5 separate regions of the Mus musculus genome follow, and regions 2, 3, 4 and 5 are each linked to region 1. The links are chromatin loops, found by intact Hi-C in ENCODE. Cell type or tissue: left cerebral cortex. All regions are shown on one strand. Region 1 holds the start of Snx5 (sorting nexin 5). Region 2 holds the start of Pet117 (PET117 homolog). Region 3 overlaps Sec23b (SEC23 homolog B, COPII coat complex component). Region 4 holds the start of Dstn (destrin). Region 5 has its middle 33 kb from the start of Gm46768.

What was found. Peaks named below come from ENCODE experiments on the same cell type or tissue, not always from the same donor. Only the 100,000 strongest peaks of a DNase experiment are listed, where the experiment ranks them.
Region 2: it touches region 1 in a loop (5-fold over the local background); 6 of 42 quality-filtered maps call a loop at or near these places.
Region 3: a loop joins it to region 1, with 5 times the contacts of the local background. A loop is called at or near these places in 2 of 42 quality-filtered maps.
Region 4: a loop joins it to region 1, with 8 times the contacts of the local background. A loop is called at or near these places in 3 of 42 quality-filtered maps.
Region 5: a loop joins it to region 1, with 2.6 times the contacts of the local background. A loop is called at or near these places in 8 of 42 quality-filtered maps.

The regions. Positions count from the first base shown.
Region 1 is chr2:144,268,304-144,273,303 of GRCm38, reverse strand. It overlaps Snx5 (sorting nexin 5), which reads left to right and starts at 2,402. Exons shown (of 14, transcript NM_001199188.1): 1 at 2,402-2,603; 2 at 2,845-2,927. The coding sequence starts at 2,877. It overlaps Mgme1 (mitochondrial genome maintenance exonuclease 1), which reads right to left and starts at 2,400. Exons shown (of 5, transcript NM_028984.5): 1 at 2,232-2,400; 2 at 820-1,389. The coding sequence starts at 1,324. In left cerebral cortex, no CTCF peak of the experiment used is centred here; DNase peaks (open chromatin) are centred at 2,418 and 2,652; H3K4me3 peaks cover 2,703 bases; H3K27ac peaks cover 1,565 bases.
Region 2 is chr2:144,366,494-144,371,493 of GRCm38, reverse strand. Pet117 (PET117 homolog) reads right to left here and starts at 2,511. Exons shown (of 2, transcript NM_001164813.1): 1 at 2,337-2,511. The coding sequence starts at 2,432. Kat14 (lysine acetyltransferase 14) reads right to left here and starts at 2,459. Exons shown (of 11, transcript NM_181417.3): 1 at 2,337-2,459. In left cerebral cortex, no CTCF peak of the experiment used is centred here; DNase peaks (open chromatin) are centred at 1,871, 2,327 and 2,568; H3K4me3 peaks cover 1,883 bases; H3K27ac peaks cover 1,971 bases.
Region 3 is chr2:144,557,900-144,562,899 of GRCm38, reverse strand. Sec23b (SEC23 homolog B, COPII coat complex component) reads right to left here. Exons shown (of 20, transcript NM_001252544.1): 2 at 3,459-3,693; 3 at 711-768. The coding sequence starts at 3,679. Among named protein-coding and RNA genes, the nearest start is that of Gm34292, 3.8 kb to the right of the region's middle. In left cerebral cortex, a CTCF peak has its summit at 1,928 (motif pointing right); no DNase peak of the experiment used is centred here.
Region 4 is chr2:143,911,541-143,916,540 of GRCm38, reverse strand. It overlaps Dstn (destrin), which reads right to left and starts at 1,210. Exons shown (of 4, transcript NM_019771.2): 1 at 894-1,210. The coding sequence starts at 896. It also overlaps a transcript of Bfsp1 not described here. In left cerebral cortex, no CTCF peak of the experiment used is centred here; DNase peaks (open chromatin) are centred at 152, 561, 1,120 and 2,128; H3K4me3 peaks cover 2,301 bases; H3K27ac peaks cover 1,929 bases.
Region 5 is chr2:144,450,890-144,455,889 of GRCm38, reverse strand. No RefSeq gene overlaps it. Among named protein-coding and RNA genes, the nearest start is that of Gm46768, 33 kb to the right of the region's middle. In left cerebral cortex, a CTCF peak has its summit at 3,073 (motif pointing right); a DNase peak (open chromatin) is centred at 3,082.

The DNA.
Region 1 (5,000 bases):
TGTCTATCTGCTTGAGTGCTGGAACTCAAACACTATACCTGTGTGTGTGCCATTATACCTGGCTAGAAAGGACTGCTTTAAGGACGCTATCCTCTTCACTTGTCTAATGAGTCAGGAGCTGATGCCTGCCTGCCAATGTGATCAAAACACACTGTACCAGATTCTCTAAGAACTGGTCACATTTTTAAAAACAAGAGAGTTGAAGGCTGAAGGTTATTTAACCATTTCCTAGCCAAGAACATTTGATCAGTTCAATTTACCAAACTATAAGCGGGGATTGGGAGTTCTGGATTGTGGCTAGTCAAATGATACTGACTAGTAGAACAATGGGTAACCATTACATTCTGAGCAAGAAAAACTATTTAAAAACTAGACTTTTGGCAGGGCAGCGGTGGCACATACCTGTAATCTCAGCACTTGGGAGACAGAGGCAGACGGACTTCTGAGTTCGAGGCCAGCCTGGTCTACAGAGTGAGTTCCAGGTCAGCCAGGGCTAAACAGAGAACCCTGTCTCGAAAAACCAAAAACCAACCAACCAACCAAAAAAACCCTAGACTTTTGTCAAGAGATGGAAAAGAATTGATAGGTTGTTTATAAATTATGCAAGTTTGTCAAATAATTTGATCTCTGTTATTTCCATTTCTTTAAGTGTGAACTACAGTTAATAGTATCTACGAAGATTAAGCAAATTAGCAGACATGAAATGCTATTTGAAAGTACTTCCTCAGTAAGATTTTTTTTTAAGCTCCATTCTTCTGACAGGAATGCTCTATCTCCTAAAAACCAGTGACCACACATAACCAGAAGCAAGATAATTACTTGAAGTATATTCTGCAAACCCGTCTTCTCCCAGCTCCAGAACCATCCGCTCTTTCCACCTCTCCAAAAAGAAGCTCTGTTCAGGTGGCATGGTCTGCTGAAGGATGCGGGTCACACTGGGTATCGAGTTCCTTTGCAAAGGGATCTTCAAAGGGCTTGAAGAAGCATCTGTGTGTGGTTTCCCGGTTCTCTCTTCATTGAAGATAGGAAAGCAGTGTTGTGGGACTCTGGCCTGTGGCTCCGGCTCTGCAGCCTTATGCTTACTCACTGGTCCATACAGTACATCATCTTCCTTGAACAACGACTCTGGAGTCTGGGCCGGGCCTCTGGACAAGACAGAGCGTACTAAACGAGAGTACTTCGCTTGGTCTACTGCTTCGTAAGAGTTTTTCTTCTTCTGGCTACACAAATAAGAGAAAGTGGAGAAACTCACAGGAGGGCTTGCTTTTACAGAAAATCTGTTTAACCTGCTAAGCAGCCTGCAGAAGGTCAGAGGCAGTTTCATTTTTAGACTTCGCCCCTCTAACTTTTCTCTAGTCTGGAAAGTTTAAAAGTGTGTTCTGTTCGTATCTGAAAAAAAAAAAAAAGTGGTGTTAGGTTTAAGACATTTTCTATATTAAAACCATCAAATTGAAAATCACACAAGAGCCGGGTGTGGTGGCGCACGCCTTTGATCCCAGCACTTGGGAGGCAGAGGCAGGTGGATTTCTGAGTTAGAGGCCAGCCTGGTCTACAAAGTGAGTTCCAGGACAGCCAGGGCTACACAGAGAAACCCTGACTCAAAAAACCAAAAAACAAAAACAAAAAAACCCACAAGAACATTAAAAGTGCATACACTAAACTTTTGACGTTTCCAAAAAAAAAGAGAAAATCATTCCCAAGTAAGATTCATGAAAATTGTAAGTGGCTTTTGTTCAATGTTAATGTGTTGGCCGTTTCGGATATGACACCTTAAATCTGAATGTGACAAGGCCTGGAGGCATAGACCAGGAAACTTAAGTTACTTGGGTGGCTGAGGCAGTATGAAATTGAGATTTTGGGTTAGCTTGGCTTTGTCTCTAGAAACAAAACAACTACAATCTGCCCCCCCCCAACAAATTCACAAGTCTTAATTAACAGTTAAACACCTACATCTACATACCAAACTCTTACTAAATATTCTGTATGGGCATCGCTCATCTATTCCTCACGCCGCCCTTTAAAAAGTGGGTGCTACTGTGACCTCGTGGTCCAGACTCGGGACATGTCGCAAGTGGGTCTGCACAGCCCATCCAACGTTAATTCCAGAAAATGATCTCTGCAGGTGTCTCCCATGGCTGCGACAGGACAAGCGTGGCCCTTCGTGCCCGAGTTTGGATAGGGAAGAGAGTATTTAAATAGAAGGTCGGTCAGCGGCAGGGTTCTAGCTGTACCTGAGATGCCACCACGCTGTAACACCCAGCCCGCAAACAACCCTCTCGGGACCCGTACTTTCATCGGTCCCGCGCTTTCCCAAAGCGAGGCGGCCCCAGCATGCACTACGGCGTTCCCGTCGCACCTGTGAGGCGCCATCCCCTCCACGCCCCCGAAGCAGAAGCGCGGGCGCCGTCAAGCCGCGCGTTGTCGCGCTCACGAGATCTCGCGCACGTCACCGCCGCTCGCCATCTTGGACTCTGGCTGAGCCATAAATTGCCCGGGCCGCGGTGCGCGTCCTTTCTCGAGGCGTGCCTCGCCGGCGGAGGGTTCGGAGCCCGCGTTCCCGTCGCGGCCCTCCGGTGCTGGTGTCCGCGTGGCGCGGAGCGAGGGTAGGCTCCCCGCGTAGCTTCTATTGCCCGGCTCCAAGATGGACGGCCGCGGGGACGGGGGAGGCCGCACTGGGGGAGCACGTGGCGTGCCGCTCGCTGGCCTGCGCCCGGGGCTGCTGGGATGGTGGCGGAGTCCCGCGGCCTCCAGCCGCCGTCCGGCAAGGAGGCCGGCGGAGGCGGGGCCGCGGCCGCCCCTGAAAGGCGCCCCGGCGGCGGCCCAGCCTCTTCTTTCCTCGCACAGCCACACGGCCCCTGCTCGAGGCCCGCGTCGCCATGGCCGCGGTTCCCGAGTTGCTGGAGCAGCAGGAGGAGGACCGCAGCAAGGTGAGATCCCTTCCTCGCTCGCTACCTGGGCTGGAGGTTCCCGCCGGCCTCCTTGGGCTGGGTGGATCTTCTCTGGGGCTCGGACCCCAGCAAGATCCCGAGGTTTTCCCTCAACCACCCCTTTAGAGATGGCTTTCCAACGGGGTGTCTCTGCACGCTCATTCTCTGACCAAGGAGACCCAGACAAGTGGGACCCCACTTCTTGAGCTCTCGGTGGGAAGCTGACCGACGCTCTGCCAGTCATTCGACTGAGGCTAATCCTCTGAAGCCCTTAGGAGCGTGGTTTTTTTTTTTTTCTTTTTTCTTTTGCTCCTAAAACTTAAATCGACTACATGGTAATTGGAAAGTGGATCAAAGTTTCGTTTGCTATTCCTATCTCCTTTTAAGAAAATGGCCTTTTCGTTTAAAATAGTGGGGAGATTTCTAACGAGTATCTGTATGTAGCATGGTTTTTGCAACTTGGGAACGCTAAATGTGTCCTCGTGGGAGTTGTAATTTTTAGTAAATCCTGTGTGTTGATATAACCCTCGGGCTGCAAATATCTTGAGGACTAATGCAATAAACAGGGATTGCTATACGGGCAATAAAGGATTCTACTTTTATTGGCTCTTTAAACTTGAATTTTCCACCGCACAGGTAGGTTATGAGTCAGTTTTGTGGACAAAATCGTCAGTAATATGGGAGCTCTTAGATTTTAATAAGAGCTGAATTAAGATTTCATTTTAAGTACCTTTGAATGGGCAAACATTTTTTTTTTTGTTTTTGTTTTTGTTTTTCGAGACAGTTTCTCTGTATATCCCCGGCTGTCCTGGAACTCACTTTGTAGACCAGGCTGGCCTCGAACTCAGAAATCCGTCTCCCAAGTGCTGGGATTAAAGGCATACGCCACCACGTCCGGCGCAAACTTTTTATCTAGTAAGTAAATACCGGTCTCTGGCGCACCAACCAGTTGGATTGTTCCAACAAGGGTATTGTATTGAAATAGAGCTTTGTGCGAGGTGTTTTATTTCTTTTACATTAGAAGAATTAGTTTCTCTCCCCTGGCATATATAATAGGTACTAGGGGCAGGAGAGGCCCTGGTGGCTCTTTTTTTCCTCCTTTTTTGGTACGGAGCAGAATCATTTATGTAAAATGACTTGATCGTCTTTATTAACTGCTAATAGAATTTTTAAAAAAATGAGTTCACCATCACTCTGATAAGCAAAATTGGAGATGATCACAGTGGAGAAAACGACAACTTTGGCTTTCTCTTGAGTTAAAGAAATGTTGAGGTAAATGACTGGTTTTAGTACATGGTTTCGTTTGTGTTATCTGGTCTGTACTAGACTGGCAGATCACATCTGGATGGCAGTCATTTGAAGGGAATTTGGCAAGTGTCAAAGAACTGGAGTTCAACTTGGGCAAATTTGTCAGCTAATAAATTTTGCCATTTTATTTAAATGTTCGGATTATTTAGTTTGGAATTTCTATCAAAATGGGATTCTGGAAGTTGCTCTAGTGACTAGATTAGAATCTAAGGATTCTTCAGATGAGAATGAAACTCTGGGATTCCCTCTAACCCTGAGCTAGTGCTGAGGAGTTTGAATGCTAGTAAAGTTCCTTGGCAAGGTAAGGAGGCCTGAAAGGAGAAGTCTGATATCCAGACATTTTAATTACTATAAAGTCTTTTACCCCAAGGTGTTCTCTCCTTAAGATGACTTTAGGGTAGAATTGCATACCATATGTGTCTTACGTAGAAAGCCTGTGCACTGTTGGCTCCTATAATTTGGTTTAGTTTTCCTTTAGTGTGGTAGACAGAGGTAGAGATTTACCAAGTCTAGCTGGGGTATGTGTGTAGGTAGGGTCTCCCTGCATAGAGTAGGTTGAGCATTATCTCAAATTGTGTGTCTTGGGGTTTTTGATATTAGTCTAATGAGTCTAGTTTAGGGTGAATCAATGTAACAGCTTTGTTTTGTGTTGGTGTTCTGATTGTCCCTGGATTTTCTTTTCTTTTTCCTTTAGTTTGAAAAGCTTGAAATTTTTTGACTAGATGGATCAAGTGGTGTTGCATACTGTAATCTCAGCATTTGGAA
Region 2 (5,000 bases), 98 kb before region 1:
TTATTTGCAAGGGGTTTGTGTTTTTACAATAAAGTCTACTCAAAATAAATAAATAAATAGATAAATAAATAAATACTCACCTAGTTCTTACTGAGCCTCTCCCAGGCCTACAGCTACATTTGCTACACCAGTGGAGTTGGGAAATGTAAGAGTGAGGGCTCAGGTCCAGCATGGTGGTACATTAGTTCTAGAATTTAGGAGGTAGTAGCAGGCAGATCTCTCTGAGCTCTGAGCCAGCCAAGACAACACAGAAAGACTTTGTCTTAACATAAGCCGCCAGTGAGCAGCTCTTTCACAGCCTCTGCTTCAGTTCCTACTTCCAGATTATCACCTCAATTGCTTTCATTGATGAACTGTGATATGGAGCTGGAAGTTGACCCCTTTCCACCCCAAGGTGCATTTAGTCATGGTGCTTTGTCATAGCAATAGGAAACCCTAACTAACACAGCTCTTTACTAACCTAACTCTAGCATCTGGAGCCTTGATTCCTGTAGAATCATTAACACTCCTCAACTTACCATAGGACCATACCTGGAAAACCTCATGATAAACTGAAAATAATAAAGGTGTTCTGACATGATACCACTGAACATCAGCATTCCGGGGCTCCCTGGGGTCTGAGGTTTGTTTTGCTGCCTGGCATTTTGAAAGAATCCTACCATTGATCCTGAGCCTGGGAAAATACCAAAATTCAATATTCAAAGAAAGTTTCACTAAATACAAACGATACTGCTTTCCTAAAAACCAAGTTAACCGGGGCTGGAGAGATGGCTCAGTGGTTAAAAGCACTAACTGCTCTTCCGAAGGTCCTGAGTTCAAATCCCAGCAACCACATGGTGGCTCACAACCATCTGTAACAAGATCTGACACCCTCTTCTGGAGTGTCTGAAGACAGCTACAGTGTACTTACATATAATAAATAAATAAATCTTTAAAAAAAAAACACCCAAACACATACATAAAACCAAGTTAACCATCTTTAAGTTAGGAACCATCTGTAATTGATGTCTACTAAGTTCCTTTGAGAGTTAAAGACAATGTCTGTAAAGTGAAAAACACTGTGTCTGGTGTGGGTAGACAGAAAACAAGCCATTATTTCCTTTACTGCCACCTTGAAGTTTTCAAGACATCTACCTTCCTCGATGTTACAGTAAGTCGCTAATGAATAGCTACTGGACAGCTTATTTTGGTCAGTATGTCTTGGTCACTAACTTCCAAGAAATAACTAGATCTTTGCACACTTCCATTCTCTAACTGTGATTCTCAACCGTTTCATTAAAGCCTTTGGCGTGCCTTTTGGAACACAGCTGAGTCTCCATGCTCCAGAGATCTGATTTAATTGGTCTGCTCATACTGTAAAAACTTCTCAGGGGAACAGAGTTTGAAACAAAACTGATAGCAAACGCTGTCTCCAAAACACATCAGGAGGACACAGACACCCTGTCTTCCAAGTTTAATTAGAACCACCATCTTTTCCTTTTCCTCCCAAGAAGGAAGTTTCTTGCTTCTACTCCAGAAGATATCCCTGGGGAACCATATTTTAATCCCAAATCTTTAATTCCTTGTGTGCTTCTCCATCACTGCACATCGACCCTGCTCCTCAAAATGGTTCTGAATTTGCAAGCCTAGTTTCATTGCAATTCCTAGTTTGTGAATACAAAGGTCGATGGTCTGGTGACTCTTGAGGCTTTCAGTAACTTCTGCCCATGGCAAATCCGATTCAAACCAAATAACTGTAAAGGTATTGCTTGAAAGGGCAAATACCAAGTACTGGCCAGCACAGTGTGGCACCATTATAAAAAGAACAATCTCGAGAGGTTATAATTAACTATGTGTTCTCAGTGTGCTCAGCGCACTAGCCAGCGTTGCAAACTGGAATGAGGAAGAGTCGGTTAGTCGCTGATTAATAAGCCAGTTATTCTCCGAAAGAAAGCCATTAAAAGAAAACGTGAAGGGCGCTCGCTACCTTTTATCCTTTCCAGAACCTAAGTCCAGTAGCAAAATGTTTTGTTAATGCAAGTTGCAAAAATCTCAAGTTTCTTTAGCCAAAGGCACTGGGGGGTGTGCTGGGTGTGAGCTGCTTTATCTCCGGATTTAACAATTCCTGGGTAAGGCTTTGTGGGCTGTGCTGCCCCCAGGGCCTCGAGCTCACCCTAGCAACTCTCTAACTCTGGACTACACCCCTGCCCCGAGGCTTCCGCCCCAGTCTCCCGCCTCGTGGCTGGGGGAGAGAAGTCGGCGTCCTGAACGCGCCCTTGCAGCCCGCCCGGCCCGCCACGCGCGCAGGGACAGCTGCGGGCTCGGCGCCCCGGAAGACGCGGTCACGTGACACCGACCTGCCGGTCCTGCCGCTGCTTCAGATGCACGCCGGCCACCGTGGCCGCCGTCAGCAGCACCGAGAGGCCCAGCACTGCCTTCGAACTCCTCGACATTCCCGCTCCCGGCCGCGGACTCGCTCCCGCGCCCGCCCCCGCCGCCGCCACAGCCGCCGCCGCCGCCGCAGCCGCAACGGGCCAGGCTCGACCTCTCGAGCGCAGAGCCGTTGCAAGTGCTATCGTCGCCAGGCTCTAGCAATCGAGCGCCGAGCGTAACCCCTGGCCCGCTTCGCTGCTTCTTGGGAGTGGCTGCCTGGGGCCCTGGCTTTCCTATTTGGGGACCGCCTTCACCAGGAAGTCGCAGTGCTGGGCTGCTTTGGAGTCGCGAGGGTGGGGTTGGGAGTGCCAGTGGAGTATGTACGGAGGACATCTGGTCGCTATGGGGCGACTGATCAGACCCTAAATTTTCTTAGAGTCTAAAAGCTGGGTGGTTGGTTTTTTGACAAGGTATTGCTGTGCAGCTCAAACTAGCTTCAAACTCGCAATCCTGCCTCAGCCTCGGCTACACCTTGTTGCCTACTAAACTTCTGTTGGGAAATGCACTGGGTCAGGCAAGGATCCGGACATGTTTAGCTCCTGTAATCTTAAGAAATGGCGTTGCCCGGCGTGGTGGCTCACGCCTTTAATCCCACCACTCCCGAGGCAGAGGCAGGCGGATTTCTGAGTTCGAGTCCTGCCTGGTCTACAAAGTGAGTTCCAGGACAACCAGGGCTATACAGAGAAACCCTGTCTCAAAAAACCAAAAGAAAAAAAAAATGTCGTTGATGCCCTTGGAGCCTTTCAGGAATGCTTGTAAGATCCTTGTGTCAGAGTAGTTCACAAGAGGCTAAGGATGGTGTCATTTGCACTTACCCCTTAAATTAAAAAAGAGACTTGGCTTCCCAGAACTTTTAAGTATTTGTGATGCCAATGAAGAATGGCATATCAGTAAATCACTCTTACCCAGGAAAGTACACATTCAAAGCTGCTGCTGAAAACCGATAGACAACAATGATAAGGCTCATTCAGGCCTTGATTAGGTATTCCCAGTGTTTCCCCAACATTCACTTCGTCTCAGTATGCTTTGCTCTTTCGTTCTCTGTTAAGTGAACCCAAACGGCATGAAGAAAATACTATTATGAACAGTTAGCATACTGCATTGGTTATATCTTTGGTTTTTTTTTTTTAATTAATTTTTTTGGTGTTTTTTGTTTGTTTCTTTGTTTGTTTGTTTTGACAGGGCTTCTCTGTGTAGCCCTGACTGTCCTGGAACTCACTTTGTAGACCAGGCTGGCCTCAAACTCAGAAATCCGCCTGCCTCTGCCTCCTGAGTGCTGGGATTAAAGGCATGCGACACCACGCCCGACTTTAATTTATTTTTTAAAGAATCTAGGTTTATTTATTTTTAAAGATTTATTTTATGTATATGAATACACTGTAGCTGTACAGATGGTTGTGAACCTTCATGTGGTTGTTGGAAATTGAATTTAGGACCTCTGCTTGCGCCAGCACAAAGATTTATTTATTATTATACACACCAGAAAAGGATATCAGATCTCATTTCGTGTGGTTGTGAGCCACCATGTGGTTTCTGGGATTTGAACATAGGACCTTTGGAAGAGCAGTCAGTGCTCTTACCTGTTGAACCATCTCACCAGCCCAGGTTATATCTTTGAATGTGAAAATAGAGTTTGGGACCAGTGACTTTTAGAATGAGAAGAGATTCAAGTTATTTTTGCATATTTCCCTAAGGAAAAATCATGCCACAATACTTTTTATTTATGATAACCCCAGACTTTTCATCCAGTAAATCAGCGAGTGTAACAGCTATGAATGGCCTTGGAATGACACCAGAAGTATAAATGACCATGCATTCTATTGTGATTAATTTTCCAATTTGTCTTCTTTAAATGTATTTTGTTTTTAAAAATCTCTTATGCTAGGCAGTTGTGGTATACACCTTTAATCCCAGCCCTGGGGAAGCAGAGGTAGGCAGAACTCTGAGTTCGAGGCCAGCCTCGTCTACAGAGCTAGTTCCAGGATGGCCAGGACTACACACAGAAACAATGTCTCAAGAGGAGGAGGAGGAGGAGGCAGCTGTAAGTGTTGTGTCTAAAGTGTAGGCCAATGATTACAAACCAAAGCAAGATGTTTTTTATAATTATTATTACTTACCTTAGTAGCTGAATGACTGTGTGCCATCAGATCCTGAAAAGCAACTTATTTATTTACTTTAAAATAGTTGCTAGAACATCTAGTTTGGGTGTATTTTTAGGAGTGGGCACTGTAATTAAAGAAAATAGTTTACTGGGCAATTGGAAACGTCTACTAAGTAAGTCTTATTTTTCCCTCTTTTATGCCAAGGTCTTTCAGAGAAAGCATCACTGATGACCACATATTATTTACCATGTTCAGTTAACTCTTACATTTAAGTTACACCTGAAGTGCTAGGAAGGCTTGTGACAGGACAAGAAGAGGCTCCTCCATCTTGTACTCTTGCTGAGGCCACTTTGGTTTAACTAGGATTTGATCTGCTTGATGAAGAATCCTGTGGAAAATTACCCAACTCCATTCTATACCCATCTGTCTTAGTCAGGGTTTCTATTCCTGCACAAACATCATGACTAAGAAGCAAGTTGGGAAGAA
Region 3 (5,000 bases), 290 kb before region 1:
TATCATTAAAGTCACCCATTTTAAGTGCACAGTTCCACGAGTTTTAAGAAGTAAGTCATGCAATAATTACTACAATTCAGTTTTAGAACAATTTTATCCTACGGCAGTTACTTTTAAAAGGAGATATTAGCTGTGGGTATTGTTCAGTTAGCATACACAGGTCAGAGATTTATCTGAACACCAAAAAGAAAAAAAAAAAAGAAAAAAGAAAGGAACACTCCACTGACATTCAACTTTCTTTTAGTTTAGTATTTAAAAGACTTTAGCTGCTGGGCAGGGCAGCGCATGCCTTTGATCCCAGCACTTGGGAGGCAGAGGCAGGCGGATCTCTGAGTTCCAGGACAGCCTGGTCTACAGAGTAAGTTCCAGGACAGCCTGGTCTATAGAGTGAGACCCAAAAGAAAACAACAAACTTTTACAGCAGAAGCAGCTCAACACTGACTGGATCCCTAAATTTATAAGATGAAAATTTAATGTCATCCAGTAAAATATGAACAGATCTATTTTCTTTAGATAGCATTTTCACTTCCTACCAAAACCTTAAAGAAAAGACAATGCTATGTCCTCTATTATTCAACACAAATGTGCCTCACAAACGCTATGACGTGAGAGCACCAAAAGCTGCTAAGTGCAAGTGTAGATAAAAAAATTCACATCATCTTTCCCAGAGCAGCCAACAAAAACAAATAGAACTATAAATTACAACATACCTGATTTCTTTGAAAACAGAAATTGCAGGCCCAGAGTTTTGCTCGGTAATCCACTTGACTGCAAGATAGATAAATAAATATTACAAACAGATATCATACATATTTTCAAGCTAGAAAGTAAGCAAATGTGGATTTAAAGTTCCCTAAATTAAACAGGCATGTGTTCCTGAGTGTGCACATAGAGAAGGACTCGTGAAATTACACTGCAGGCAAAACTGGCTATCAAGCACACCAAGAGTTTCTGAAAATATCTGTACGTGGTAAATTCTGTTTTGTCTTTTCTAATTCCAAGACCCTGTTTTAAAGTTTCTTCACTCATATAAACTTTAAGCTATTTCTTCTTGCCTTCTATTTGAACCTAGTTGTCATGATTTATCCAACATTTTTATTGTTAAACAATGTAAAACTTTTTTTAAAAGATGTTTACTTTTATCTTATGTGTATGTACGTTTTGTATGTACGCACATGCCTAGCAGAGATCAGAAGAGGGCAAAGACTCCCCTAGTTCTGGAGTGATGAAAGGCTGAGCTAACTAACACATAGGTGCTGGGAACATGGCCATGGGTCTCAGCTGAAGGAATAAGTACTCTTAACCACTGAGCTAACCACCAATTTCCAGCCCCTCTGTCAAACCTCTTAATTTCAACAGTGGAAGTACATTTCACACTTAGACCATTGATAAGCATGGTAGAAATGGTTCAAGACAAAGCATCTATTGCTTCCTCTCCCTTTCTGTACCTACGATATTAATAGCCAACAGCTATCATTTTACAAGCAGAGTTGAGACATTCCTAACATGGGCTTAATAAATGAAAGCAAGCCAGGCGTGATGGCACACGCCTTTAATCCCAGCACTCAGGAGGTAGAGGCAGGCGGATTTCTGAGTTCGAGGCCAGCCTGGTCTACAAAGTGAGTTCCAGGACAGCCAAGGCTATCCAGAGAAAACCTATCTCGAAAAAAAACAATAAAATAAAAATAAAAATAAATGAATAAATAAATAAAAGCAAAGGGAAATAAAGGAAAAAGTGATCCAACATACAAAAATCTCAACACTCTCAACTTGCTTCAAAATTCCTTCAGTCGCACATGGTGGTGCAGTCTTTTTTTTTTTTTTTTTTTTTTTTTTTTTTTTTTAAAAGATTTATTTATTTATTATATGTAAGTACACTGTAGCTGTCTTCAGACACTCCAGAAGAGGGCGCCAGATCTCATTACGGATGGTCGTGAGCCACCATGTGGTTGCCGGGATTTGAACTCTGGACCTTCGGAAGAGCAGTCGGGTGCTCTTACCCACTGAGCCATCTCACCAGCCCGGTGGTGCAGTCTTATACCCTCCCCATGACGCTGGAGGGTCATCCAGCACTAGAATGTGAGACCCAGTAACACAGCACAGACACTCTATCTCAAAAAATAATGGATAAAAATTCTTTCCAATAGTGTCCAAATATACTAATAGAATAGAGTCTCAGATTAAAAAAAAATTACACTCAACAATAAAATTGTTGGGAGTTAAAATTTCTTCCTCTGGGCTGGAGAGATGGCTCAGCGATTAAGAGCACTGACTGCTCTTCCGAAGGTCCTGAGTTCAAATCCCAGCAACCACATAGTGGCTCACAACCATCTGTACAGCTACAGTGTACTTATATAAATAAAATAAATAAATAAATAAATCTTAAAAATAAAAAATCTCTTCCACCAAGGCTAGAAAGATGTCTCCGTGGCTAACAGCACTGGCTGTTCTTCCAGAGGAACAAAGTTTAGTTCCTAGCATCCACGCCAGGCAGCCCACATCACCTGTCACTTTAGCGCCAAGAAGTTCTACTCCTTCTTCTGCCTCCACAGGTACCCACATAAAAATGGTATGCACATATGCGTGTGCACTTGTGCAAGCACATATGTACATACACACACAAATAATCTTTACACCTCTCCAAAAAAAAAAAAAAAATCAATTCTTCTGCCTAGTACTTCTCGATATACTATATCATCATTAAGGTACATGCAGAAAGAGCAAAGTTTTTAGATGTTTTTTAATTCTTCAAAGGATACCCCTTTAAGTCTACAATCAATCCAGAAGCAAACTGATAATCTAAGAGCAGGCAAAAAGAACGGGAAAAGAAAAGGAAGGGATGGAAGGAGGGACAACTAACTCCAAACTCTTCTTTTTTATTCTCCCCTTGTTCACATAACACTCCAATTTTCTTCCAGGCGTGCCTTTAACCCCAGCACTTGGGAGGCAAAGGCAGGAGGATTTCTGTGAGCTACAGGCCAGCTGGGTCTACATAGTAAGTGCCAGCACAAACAGGGTTACATAGGGTTTCATGCCTCAGGAAAAACAGAAAAAAGAAAAGATTCCAATTTTGTCTGGGGCACCTGCCAAGGAGGTTCTGTCATTTAAGAATCTCACCATCTACCTTTCATACCAAACTAGAAACTCTCCTACAGAACGCAAATGACTGCCGCCAGAGAGGGCTGGTATGGAGGTGGAGGGGGTGGTGCATGCCTTAAATCCCCGCACTTGGGAGGCAGAGGCAGGCAGATCTCTGTGAGCTCAAGGCCAACCTGGTCTACAGAGCAAGTTCCATAACAGCCAGGGCTACACAAAGAAACCCTGTCTCAAAACAAAACAAAACAAAACAAAACACAAAAGAGGAAAAAAAAATCAAGTGACTCCCATAAGACTTGGACAAAGACAACAATTTACTATATTCATCATTTTTACCAGTTTTTTTTTAAAGGAGTCCATACCAAAGTGGATTGAGAATAGCTTTGCAGGTAGGCCTACTGCAAAGCACAGGTTCATACTGTACAGGAGGTAAGTCTGGGCGTTCTTTTAAAGGAGTGAGGAGACAAGCCAAGGGCACAACCATTCTTGTGGCTTCAAGGCGGCTAGAAGGCCACACGTTCCAACTGAAACGCACACCATCTCGTTCTTCATTCTGCTGAATGAATTCCAGATACGTTGCCATGGTCTAAAAGGAAACTAAAGATAAAGCTTAATTATATACAAAATTCTCAGTTGATCTTCAAAAAAAAAGATGGTTTCAAGCCAGGTGCAGTGACTTACACCAGAAATCCCAGCACTCAGTCCCAAACAAGGAGATGGTCTTATAACATAGCATTCCACAAATACCCCACCAAGAAAAGCCCATCACTACAGGATAAAGGTAACTACCTTCTCTTGGACCCCCAAAGTTGATTACTCATCCTTTCTGCCTTAGTTTTCTACTACTATGATGAAGACCAGGACCAAAAGCAACCCGAGGAGGAAAGGATTTATTTCAATTTACACCACCCCACCCCCCATACACCACCCCACCCCCCATACACCACCCCACCCCCCATACACCACCCCACCCCCCATACACCACCCCACCCCCCATACACCACCCCACCCCCCATACACCACTCCACCCCCATACACCACCCTCATACACTATCCCTCACTCCCAAGGTGCTCAGGTGTTTTCTGTGTAGTGTCCATCATCTTCCAGGAAAGTCAGAGCAGGAACTAAGACAGGGGCTGGAAGAACACTGTGTACTGGCTCATTCCTAAAGACATGCTCAGCCTGCTTTCTTATACAATTCAGGACCACCTACCTCAGGGTAGCACTACCCACAGTGGGCTAGATCCTCATACATCAATCAAGAAAATGCCCCACAGGCCTATCTGATAGGGACATTTATTCAACTGAGGTTCCCTCTTCTAAAATGACCATGGCTTGTGTCAAGTTGGCCAAAAATAAAAAATAAAAAAAAAATAATCAGGCTACTTTCTCAAACCATCTCTGTAGTACTTGAAAAAAGTAGTCAAAAAGGTTAGAGGTTGAACTCCTTGAACATTTGTTAACTTGTATAGTTGGATATCACGAGTAATTATTTATTTGTGATGCTAAGGGTCAAAGGCAGGACCCTGTGCGTGCTAGGCAAACACTCAAGTACTGAGTTACAGTTCTGAGACAAGCCAATTTCAACTATGTGTCGAAAGGTAAGTCTCAAATTCTGTTTCATGATCCAACAACTTTCCTGATTCCCTTCCTTTCTTTATCAATCAAAGTAAATTCTGTATGAAATGCCACATGCCAAGAAACCTTGATTTTTGTTTGTCCCCCCGCCACCCCCACCACATTGCTAACTGTAGAGAACAGAACTGTATGGTGACCTGAGAATCCGGTTATTAACAGGAAGCAGCTTGACACTGAAGCATTTCTAGTGGGCATACCACAACTATGAAAGGAAGTTTGCTTTTGTATTGAGTCTCACCATGTTCTCCTTCCTCACCATGTTTGC
Region 4 (5,000 bases), 360 kb after region 1:
CTGCACCTGCAAGCCAGTTGCTATATCCTAAGAAAAAACCAAAGTTGTTATTCAGTGAAAACACTCTGTAGACAGATAAGTGGGTACCAACTGTTTCCCGGCGCACAGATGTAGCAACAGGATAGTATTTCTAGCAGTGAGGCAAGGCCTTGCCAGCAAATCATTGACCAAAAATGGTAACATTGTGCAGACTACAGTGACAAAATGTTCCACCTGATCGCCCAGTTGAGATACTGTTTTACAACCGATTTGAGTAACACTTTGGAGGTAGAGAAGTTTGTAAATTAAGCAAAATCTCTACCATCTCAATACAACGAATGTTTCTCTTTTTAAAGGGCTGGAGTAATTATACGGGCTTTCTGAAAGTTTTTAAATTTGCATCTGAAAAGCAACAACATCATGTCCAGGACTTGCACCCAAAGTTGTGGTAAAGCCTTGTTCTCAGGTAAAGGCAAATTTCTAGCATGGATGAATGGACCCGGCAGGGAAGGGTTAAAAGAGCCACTGCCAAGCTTGACAAGCCCAACGAGAGTGCCACTGAAGCTGATTGCCAGATACGACAAACAAAGCCACGGCAAGGCCACCCGGTTCTTAATCACGCTCACTAGCAATTACTCCGCCCTCTAGAGTGTTCAATAAAATCCTTTTCCTTCTCAGTAAAAAGGGCTGGAAAAGCTCACGGGTCACCAAGCTGGCCTTGGAGAAAACCGCGCCCACACGGATGGTCTCAGGTTCGGCCGCCCATCCCGGGGATCTACCGACTTCGGGATCGAAGGCAGCGAGGCCGGGCCGAAGGGGATCCCGGGCGGCGGCCTGGAACGGTGGGCATGATGCCGCCCAGGAGCTGCCTTGGAACCGACCCCTCCCTTAGCACACGCCCGAGGATCACTCACCATGTTCGCTGGGGCGGACTTCGGGAGGAGAGCTAGGAGCCTGACGGCAAAGTCTGTGCACCTTCGTCCTCCGGGTAGCAAAAGCAGGAGAGCAGGCGCAGGGCGGACGCGGCAGCTCGAGCTTATTAAGGGCGGGCACGAGTTCCAGCCAGACTGCGGCTGCGCGCGCCCCTCGCTCCGCCCACCGTTGCTACGCAACAGGCCGGCCTCCCCAGACAGGCCCCACCCAGGAGTCCCAATAGTCTCCAGACAACTGGAAACCCCTCTCCAGTTAAGGGGAGTGCATGGGTTCCCCGCCCAGAGGAGCGCCCGGGCTGCTGCTCCGTGAAGGGTGGACACAGGACGCTCCGGGGAATCTGGCCCTGCCCTGGAGGCGGGACCACGCGATGCCCCGCCTACCGCGCGGCCTTTGCCCATACATGGAAGTCGCCACCTGGCCAGGTGTGCGCGCCGCTAGGGGCGGGGCCCCGGCGCGGAGTGGGCGGGGCGAATGCCGGTGGGCGGGTGCTCTGCTTGGCGACGAGAACTCTCAAAACGGCTCTCAGGGACCGCGACCCGCATTTTTTTACCTACTTTGGTGCTGTTCCCACCACCCAGTCCTGATTGGTCAGCGCGGCACTTCGGGCCGTCGCGTGAGAGGGAAAAATCTGCACAGTTTTCCTCCTTCCTGAGGCGACCGTGGCTGATCAAAGTGCTGTGTGAGTCAGCGCTTATTCCAGGACTGGAAAACAGGAGTGATTTGTTTATCTTCTGAGCGGGCTGGGAGGAGGCCCAGTGGCCCGCGGGGGGTGCGTGGGGGACGCCGCGTGGCCCGGGACTGTGGGCCGGGCCCCGCCGCTGCGCTTGGGGGTTTCTCATTGGGGAATTGTGTTTTCCTAAAGGGCGGTTGCACGGAAATACTGCTTCCACAGGGCCACCCGCAATCCTAGCCTTGTTTTCTCCGGGTGTTTTTGTAGCGAATAAAAGGAACTCGTAAGACGTGGGATGATCACCTCACTTTTGAACTGAATTTAGGCAACGAGAACATCAGGATCTCTATAAAAAAAGTCTTAATTATCTAAGAAGGCTTTTGGGCAACATGATCGTTGTTTTTCTTTGTTTCTGTTTTCTGGGCGCTATATAAAAAAAATCTACCCTAGGTAGCAAACCGCGGTTCCCATTAGTTTTAAGGGTTTTGTTTCTTTCTTAAGATTAAAGGCAAGTCGTGGCAATTCTAATCCCTTACTGCATTGCCACGGGGTGTTTGGCAGGCTACGGCAGTGGCGTCAGAATCACCTGGAGAGTTTGCTCAAAGATTTCTTAGTTCTGGCTCCGTGCACCTAGAATGTAACCTAAGAGTTTGCCCTTTTAACAAGTCTTTGGTATTAATAATTGGTAATCACACTGAAGAGAAAGAACCTACATCCAGCTGCAGCCCGAACCCTTCTGGCTTATTTTTGTTTTTTTTTGGGGTTGGTTTTTTGTTTTTTTCTGCTCAGGACTCTGACCCCACTAAATGAGACTTCATTTAAGGACGGTTCAACCTATCATTGGTGTTTCGTCCTCCACAATCCTGTCCAAATACAAGAATGCTGTTTACTGCATAAAATTTTCTGTGCCTTCTTCCAGATTTTTTTTTTTTTTTTTTTTTTTTTTTTTGTCCTGGAACTCACTTTGTAGACCAGGCTGGCCTCGAACTCAGAAATCCGCCTCCCAAGAGCTGGGATTAAAGGCGTGCGCCGCCACCACCCAGCTTCTTCCAGAATCTTAAGCAAGTCTCTCTGGCTCCTCTGCCTCTAGCCTCACTCCCTCTCCTTATGGATTTGCCCAGTAACTGTGTTCCTATCACCTGCCAGCCTGGATTTTTTTTTTTTTTGACATATTTCCAGCGAATCCGTTTTATGTCTTTCCATAATCATTAACTTCATGGAAATCAGGGAACGGGGAGGGGACACCTTTCTTGGGCTTTCATGGATGTTTTGTGGCTATGAACTGTTTTTTTTTTTAATATATTTGCCACTGTTCCCAGATCAAACTGGGAGTCCCAGAAAGACAGAAATTTGGGGTGCGTTCTACATGAAGGGGCCCAGCCCATCAATGTGCTACATGTTTAATAAATGTTTTCCTAAGTGAGCCAGTATCTGAAGATGGTTTAGGATTTGTCAGACAAATTAATGTATCTGCTCACCGTAACCTCAAATGAACTCCCACCGAACTTTAACCCCCACATTTACCCCCAGTTGCTCTAGCTATTTTTATTCTTCTCATTCTGAGAAGGATCAAATTTTAATAAAATGCTATATTGACCAAATGTTGAAACCTAATTCCCAATGTGATGTAATACTATTTGAAAGTCGGTCTTTAAGCTAACCTAGGTTGTCAGGTCAGAGCTTACAAGAGTGGGAGAAGATCGCAGTGTATGAATAAAGAAATGGTTCTGCCGGTCAGTAGTGGCCCACGCCTTTAATGCCAGCACTGGGAAGTAGAGGCAGGCAGGGCTCTGAGTTCGAGGCCAGCCTTGTCTTAGTCTACAGAGCAAGTTCTAGGATAGCCAGGGCTACACAGAGAAACCCTGGGGTGGGGCAGGGGATGGTTCCTCACCAGACACTGAATCTACTGGTCCCTTGATACTGGACTTCCCAAGCTTACAGAACCATGAGAAGTTGCTGTTGTTCTGTTTACAGTAAGTCAGTCTATCACAGCAGCTCAGCAAGGCATAAATGTCAGTGAATAGGAGATGGGTGGGTGCCATTTGTCTCATTTAGAAAGTTTTTGGGCACTGGATCTTTGAACACAGGAGTGATTTCATTTGAATTCACTAATATGAGTAGCAGAGAAGAATAAATTATATACTAGTGAGACCTCAGAGAGCTTCGGACTAATAGTCAGGAGAAAACGCCTATGCCAGGGGTCATAACCCTGTCAAAACCTAAGAGAAAACTATTTCGATCTCGCTGTTATTTTTCCACTACAAATTCATCTCTCCCATATTCGTTGCTTATTTATATCTGTAGTCTTTTAAAATGATATTAGTCACATGAGTAAAATGTATATTCTCCCTAGGGAAGATTTGAACTGCAACAAAAGGATTCATGGGCACTTGCTGTTCCTTCCACTCCCAGTGCCCTCAGAGTAACCACTGGTGTGGGCGCCACTTCTGCCTTTTTAAATACACCCTGTGTGTGTTTGATTTGCGTTAGTATTCTGATGACTGGTTTTATGCTGGGTGTAAATGATCTATAGCTTGCTTTATGCAACTCATGATTGCCCTGGTGACCTTTCCTTATCATTACTTGCAACTGCTATAAGCATGACTATCCATTTATTGAATATGTCCCCACTGATAGCCACTCAGATGATTCCCAGTGTACAGTCATCACCAACAGTGTTCAGTGACCAGCCTATTCCTTGTTCCTTGTATATATAAGCTAGTACACATCTCAGAAAGGGCCAAATAAGGAAATCTCCTATTGTGGTTAGTCTTAAGTCCAAACTCTACATTGTGTATGTGGAAATGATTGTATTCTTAGAGGTTTTCTTTTGCAATAAAAGATGATAACTTGGATAGATCTTCCATATATAGTATTAATGAGAGAATGGATGTATATTGCTTGTATTTTTTTTTTGAAAGTCCTATATTGCAAAGACTTCAAAAGCTAATGATGTGGCTTAATGGTAGGGCAATTCACATTCATGGGACCCTGAGTTCAATTCTTAGCATGTGAAAAAAAAAAATAGTGGTGTAAGCCATTATTGAATTTTGATATGTGAAACATACTTTGCATATCAAAGGCGTCCAGAGACAATTAGTTCCAGCTTGGTGTTATGATTTGTTTTCTGAGAATGGAGATCCCTTTCCCAGAGTCGCCAAATGTCCTAGAAATGGCCGGAGCACCAGCTATCTCTTCCATTTTCTTGATGAGAAGAAGGAGAATGAAAAAAATGTGGAAAGGTCACTTTTTTTCATTTTTAAAAAAGAAACTTCCCAGAATTTCTGCCTTCACTTTCACCAGAATTTCATCGATGAGACGTTTCCCGTGTTCTGGCTAGCAGTGTGCTCTGCTTAGAAACAGGCACAGAGAAAAAATGGCTGTTGGGAGATAAGTAAGTGACTGCCACACATGGATA
Region 5 (5,000 bases), 180 kb before region 1:
AGGTTTCAATTCTTAATGAAAACAGTCTCCTGGTTTATAGAACAACACGAACATTCCAGAAATCCTTTTCAGCTCTGTGTGAGGTGAACACAACCCTTTCTTAAGTCCTAGTAGCTTTTGCTTTATAATAAGAGCATAAGAATACTTTTCACAAAGGCCATAATTCTGATATCAAATTCACTGCATTAAATGGTTCTATTAATGGGAAACAATTTTTATGAAAGTCCTTAACCCAAGTTGGGGGGAAAATAACAGAAATAAATACACAGGCATAAATAGGTTAGGTAGGACTTACAGAAACTTTACCTAAGCCCCGAGCTCACCTTCCAGCCTCACCTTTCCCAAGTGGTCTCACGAGCTCTTTTTGCTAGTGCATGGTTTGCTTCAAAAGTATGTCACGAGGTTGGTTAATTTTTACAATAATATATAGGGTTCGATAGATGCCTCAGCAGTTAAAAGTGAGCACTGTTCTTACAGAGGACTGACATTTGATCACCAGCAGCAAAAGCCGACAGATCACCACCATTTGCAGTTCCACCGGAATGTGAGATACCTTTGGCCTCTACAAACATGCGTGTACACACACAGGCACACACACACAGCACACACATGCATATTCACAAACACGGAGACAATTTTTATACTGTAAAATGGTTATTTTTAATTGGAAAAATATTTTTTAATAAACTTTAGTTCCTTAGCCAGGCAGTGTGGCATACATCTTTAGTCCTGGCATTCAGGAGACAGAGGCAGACAGATCTCTCTGAGTTCAAGGCCAGCCTAGTCTACAGAGCAAGTTCCAGGACAGCCAGGGATACATAGAGAAACCCTTTGAAGAAAATGGGGGCTGGAGAGATGGCTTAGTAGTTAAGAGCACTGGATGCTCTTCCAAAGGATCCAGATTCAATTCCCAGTACCCACATGGGAGCTCACAACTGTCTGTAGCTCCAGTTCCAGGGCATTTGACACCCTCACACACACAAGCAGGTAGAACACCAATGCACATAAAATAAGAGAGAGTGATTTTTTTTTAAAAAAATTTTTTTAACCTTCAATTCCTTAAAATATAGGATTTGCACTTTTGAAATAGGACGTCAATATGTAGCCCAGACCCATACTATATATGAGATCTTCTTGCCTCGGCTTTCTGAGACCTGGGACTACTCAGGGCTGCTACATCCATCTACTTTAGAGTATTTATTTGGAAGTAATTTCAAGCTTAACAAAGTAAGCCGCAAAGTGGGACGAAGGACTGTCCAGTGTCTACCCTGGAGCCTGTCAATGTACACGGGTAGACAAGCCCTTTCTAGGCTTCTCCTGCTTTCTCTCCGCACACATGCATCCATACTTTTCTCTGAAGTGTTTAGGGCTAAGTTGTGTGTACCACAGGTGTCTAAAGGAACCAAGCAAGGACTTCCTAAAAATGAAAACTTATTCCATGGGCACAGCAACCAACAACAGAAACCAGAATGCTGACGATGCTTTTTATCAGCCTACCTCAAATTCTGCTTTCCCAAGTGACCTGCTGGTGTGTTTTGCAACATCTTCAACTTTCTAGTACATTCCCGCCTGGAGTTAGGGGGAAGTTGTCACACTCCTAGCCTCCTGTATGAAACATTTCTGGTTTTTTTTTTTTTCTTTTCTTTTCTGATGGCATTTTAAAGAGCAGGATTCTTTTTGGTAGTTTAGTATTTTTCTTCCCGTATTTAAACTCACATTTTATCTTAAGCACACATTTCAAAATTATAGCCAGGGGCAAGAGGAGATGAATATAGTTAAATAGGAGAGGTGTTATCTTTGATAATGATTTTTCTGTAATAATAAGTGTTTTCAGGACTAGGGAGATGGCTCCTTGGAAAACGTGCTTGCATAAACACAAAGATCTGAGTTCAGATCCTGAGCAGCCACATAAAAGTCACGAAGACATGGTGGCCACCTGTAATCCCAGCACTCAGGAGACAGAGACAGAGGCGATCTATGGAACTGGCAGAGTGAACTGGCTGGATCAGCCAGCCCCAAGGACTGGGAGACCTTGCCTCAGTACACAGGGTGGAAATGATGAAGGAAGATGCCCAGTGTCAACCTCCAGCTTTAGCATTCACATGCACTCAGGCACACACACACACACGCACGCACGCACGCACACACGCACGCACGCATGCACTCGGGCCAAAAAAGGAACATTGGGACAGGACGGCTCATTGCATAGTGGCACTTGCTGCCAAGCTTGATGTCTTGAGTTGACTCACTGGACAGCATGGTAAAAGAGACCTGACTCCCAAAAATTGTCCTCTGAACCTCGTAAGCCACTCCCAAACACACAAATAAATAAATGTACCTTTAAATTTTTTTGAAGACACTGATTTAAAGATAGTGAAGTTATGACAAATGTTTGCTAATTTTTATAAAGGCAAAAGAGATTAGAATTAGGAGTTCCATCTCCCTCAGTGGAAAGTCCACATCAGAGAATCTAGCGCCTCCTTCTTCAAGGCTGAACTTTCGGGGTGAGCGCAGACAGGGCATTTGACCTCTTGGGGTTCACCTGTGAGCCTCAGTTTCTGCATCTATAACCTGTAACTTTGAGCTAGTAGAGCCTCTCTTTCTCCCCTCCTGCCTCACACTCACACATTTGTTTGTTTATGTTGTGTGGGGGTCGGAGGACAACTAGCAAGAGTTAAGTTCTCTCCTCCCACCATTTGGACTGAGATCAGGTCATCAGACTTGGCAGCAAGCGCCTTTACCCACTGAGCCATCTCTCGGCCCTGAACCATGATTCTTTGTGCTTTGAGTTGAGAGCGTCCATTCAAGGTTTCTCCCTTGGTGATCCTTTGATCGAGTCAAAGGATCTTTCACAGGGGTCACCTGAGACCATTGGAAGACACAGATATTTACATTATGATTCATAACCATAGAAAAATTACAACTATGAAGCAGCAATGAAAAGAGTCGTGGTTGGGGGTCACCACAATACAAGGAACTGCATTAAAGGGTCGCAGCATTAAGAAGGTTGGGAACCTCTAGTCCACATAGTCCCTGACGTGGTTCTCTTACGTGCTTCTGAACTTTGAACAGCAGGGGTCGCCCTACACACAGTGATTACTTCTTTGCTTAGTGCTTTTTCTCCTGCAAGCTGATTCTTCAACCATTAGGATTCAATTGTCCAACGTTTCCCTGGTGCTGTGGGTAGCCAAGGACTCTGAGGAATCTGGTGACGTTTCAATTTTTCAAATATCTGTGAATAGAAACTTTTGTTTTGTTTTTGTTTTTTTGATACAGGGTTTCTCTATGTAGCCCAGGATGTTCTGAAACTCACTCTGTGGACCAGGCTGGCCTCAAACTCAGAGATCCACCTGCCTCTGCCCAAATGCTGGGATTAAAGGCGTGTGCCACCATGTCCTGCTGGAAACTTTTAATTGTATTATTTATATAATTAAAAATATTACTGAAGAACAATGGGGCAACCACAGCTTTAATCCCACAGTAATTTTCTACACTAAAGTGAACTACAGGTAGGTTACTACAACCACTCATTTAGGGGAGTGGAAGAGCATGCTGTCCTGGGGTTCTCAGAGAATAAACTCAATCAGTGACTCAGCACCTGTGAGTGGGTACTTTGTGCCAACTACTATTTGTTTATAGTATTAACAAATGAAGCTGTAAAACTGGGGTCGTATGAACATTGTTACGGTGAAATAGCCTTAGGTACACATGCGTGTCACCATATTGCAGTGACCCAGAACATGGACTGTCCAGACACTTCATAGTATCAGACAAGCTGCTGGAATACAGACCTCGCCTTTATCTGTGCAGGGATTATTCCACTGGCAGAGAGAGGTCATTGACGAAACGGCCATGGGTTGAATTCCATGTGTATGCACATCACTGTTAGAAGAAGGATGAGAAAGGGACAGAAAGTTTGTCCCTATTTATCAGACACAGGACTGAAGTGATAGGGTGATCATGCCAATAGCAGTAGCTAAGGTATTTGTCGTAATACTGGGCTGTCCCAGGGTGAATGCTGGCATATTGAGAGGCATTCTTAACTTAGGTGAGGTTCCATATGTCACGTGAGGATTTTATGAGGCTGTGTGTCTTAACTATCTGAAAGCATGGTATTTACTCAATAAATATTAGTCACGGCTTGTCAGGGATTGATACAATCTTTAATTGTCTCACTTTCTGGTTTTATTCAAATTTCTTCTCAATTGTATTTTTTTACAAAAAAAAAAAAAAAAAACGACTGAAGGTTTTTTTTTTTCTCTTTTTTGCTTATCCAGTCAAAACATTTACTGATCACCTTCTCTATGCCCCCTCCCCCACTATATTAGACACTAAAGATTCATCAGTAAATAAGACACAGAATCAAACAAGGTCTCCTCACCCGCACAAGATAATGCCATAGCTATCTCCTGGCCCGATCCTCTCCATGCTTCAGTATGTCTCTGATTCACCCGATTCCCTCCCTCTCCAAACCCAGGTCTTCAAAATCTCTTAACTGTTGTATCATCTCTGCAGCCCACGACCAATGCTCTGAGGCCCTCCCACCAGGCTCTCTTCCTTTGGCTTTCCTAGAACAAATGACCTAATTTATATGTTGTTGTTGTTGTTGTTGTTAAAAATGATATATGTGTGTATAGTGTACTTATGTGTATGTATTCACACATATGAGGTAGGAAGGTTAATGTCAGATGTCTTCCTCAATTCCCCTCCCATTTTTGCTTTTGATTTTTGAGACAATGTCCACTACATAGCTCTGGCTGGCTTTGAACTCAACCACTACTTTAAAAAGATTTACCGATGGTGATAAACCACTATGTGGTTACTGGGAACCGACCCAGGTCTTCTGCAAGAGCAACAAGTACTTTTAAGCACTGAGCATCCTGGGATCAGATCGCTCCTTGAAGATGGAGCTCAACAAGTCTGGAATTATACGAGTGTGCCACTACGCCCCCTTTTTACTTGGGTTCTGAGGATCTGAACTCTGGTTCTTGGGTTTGCAC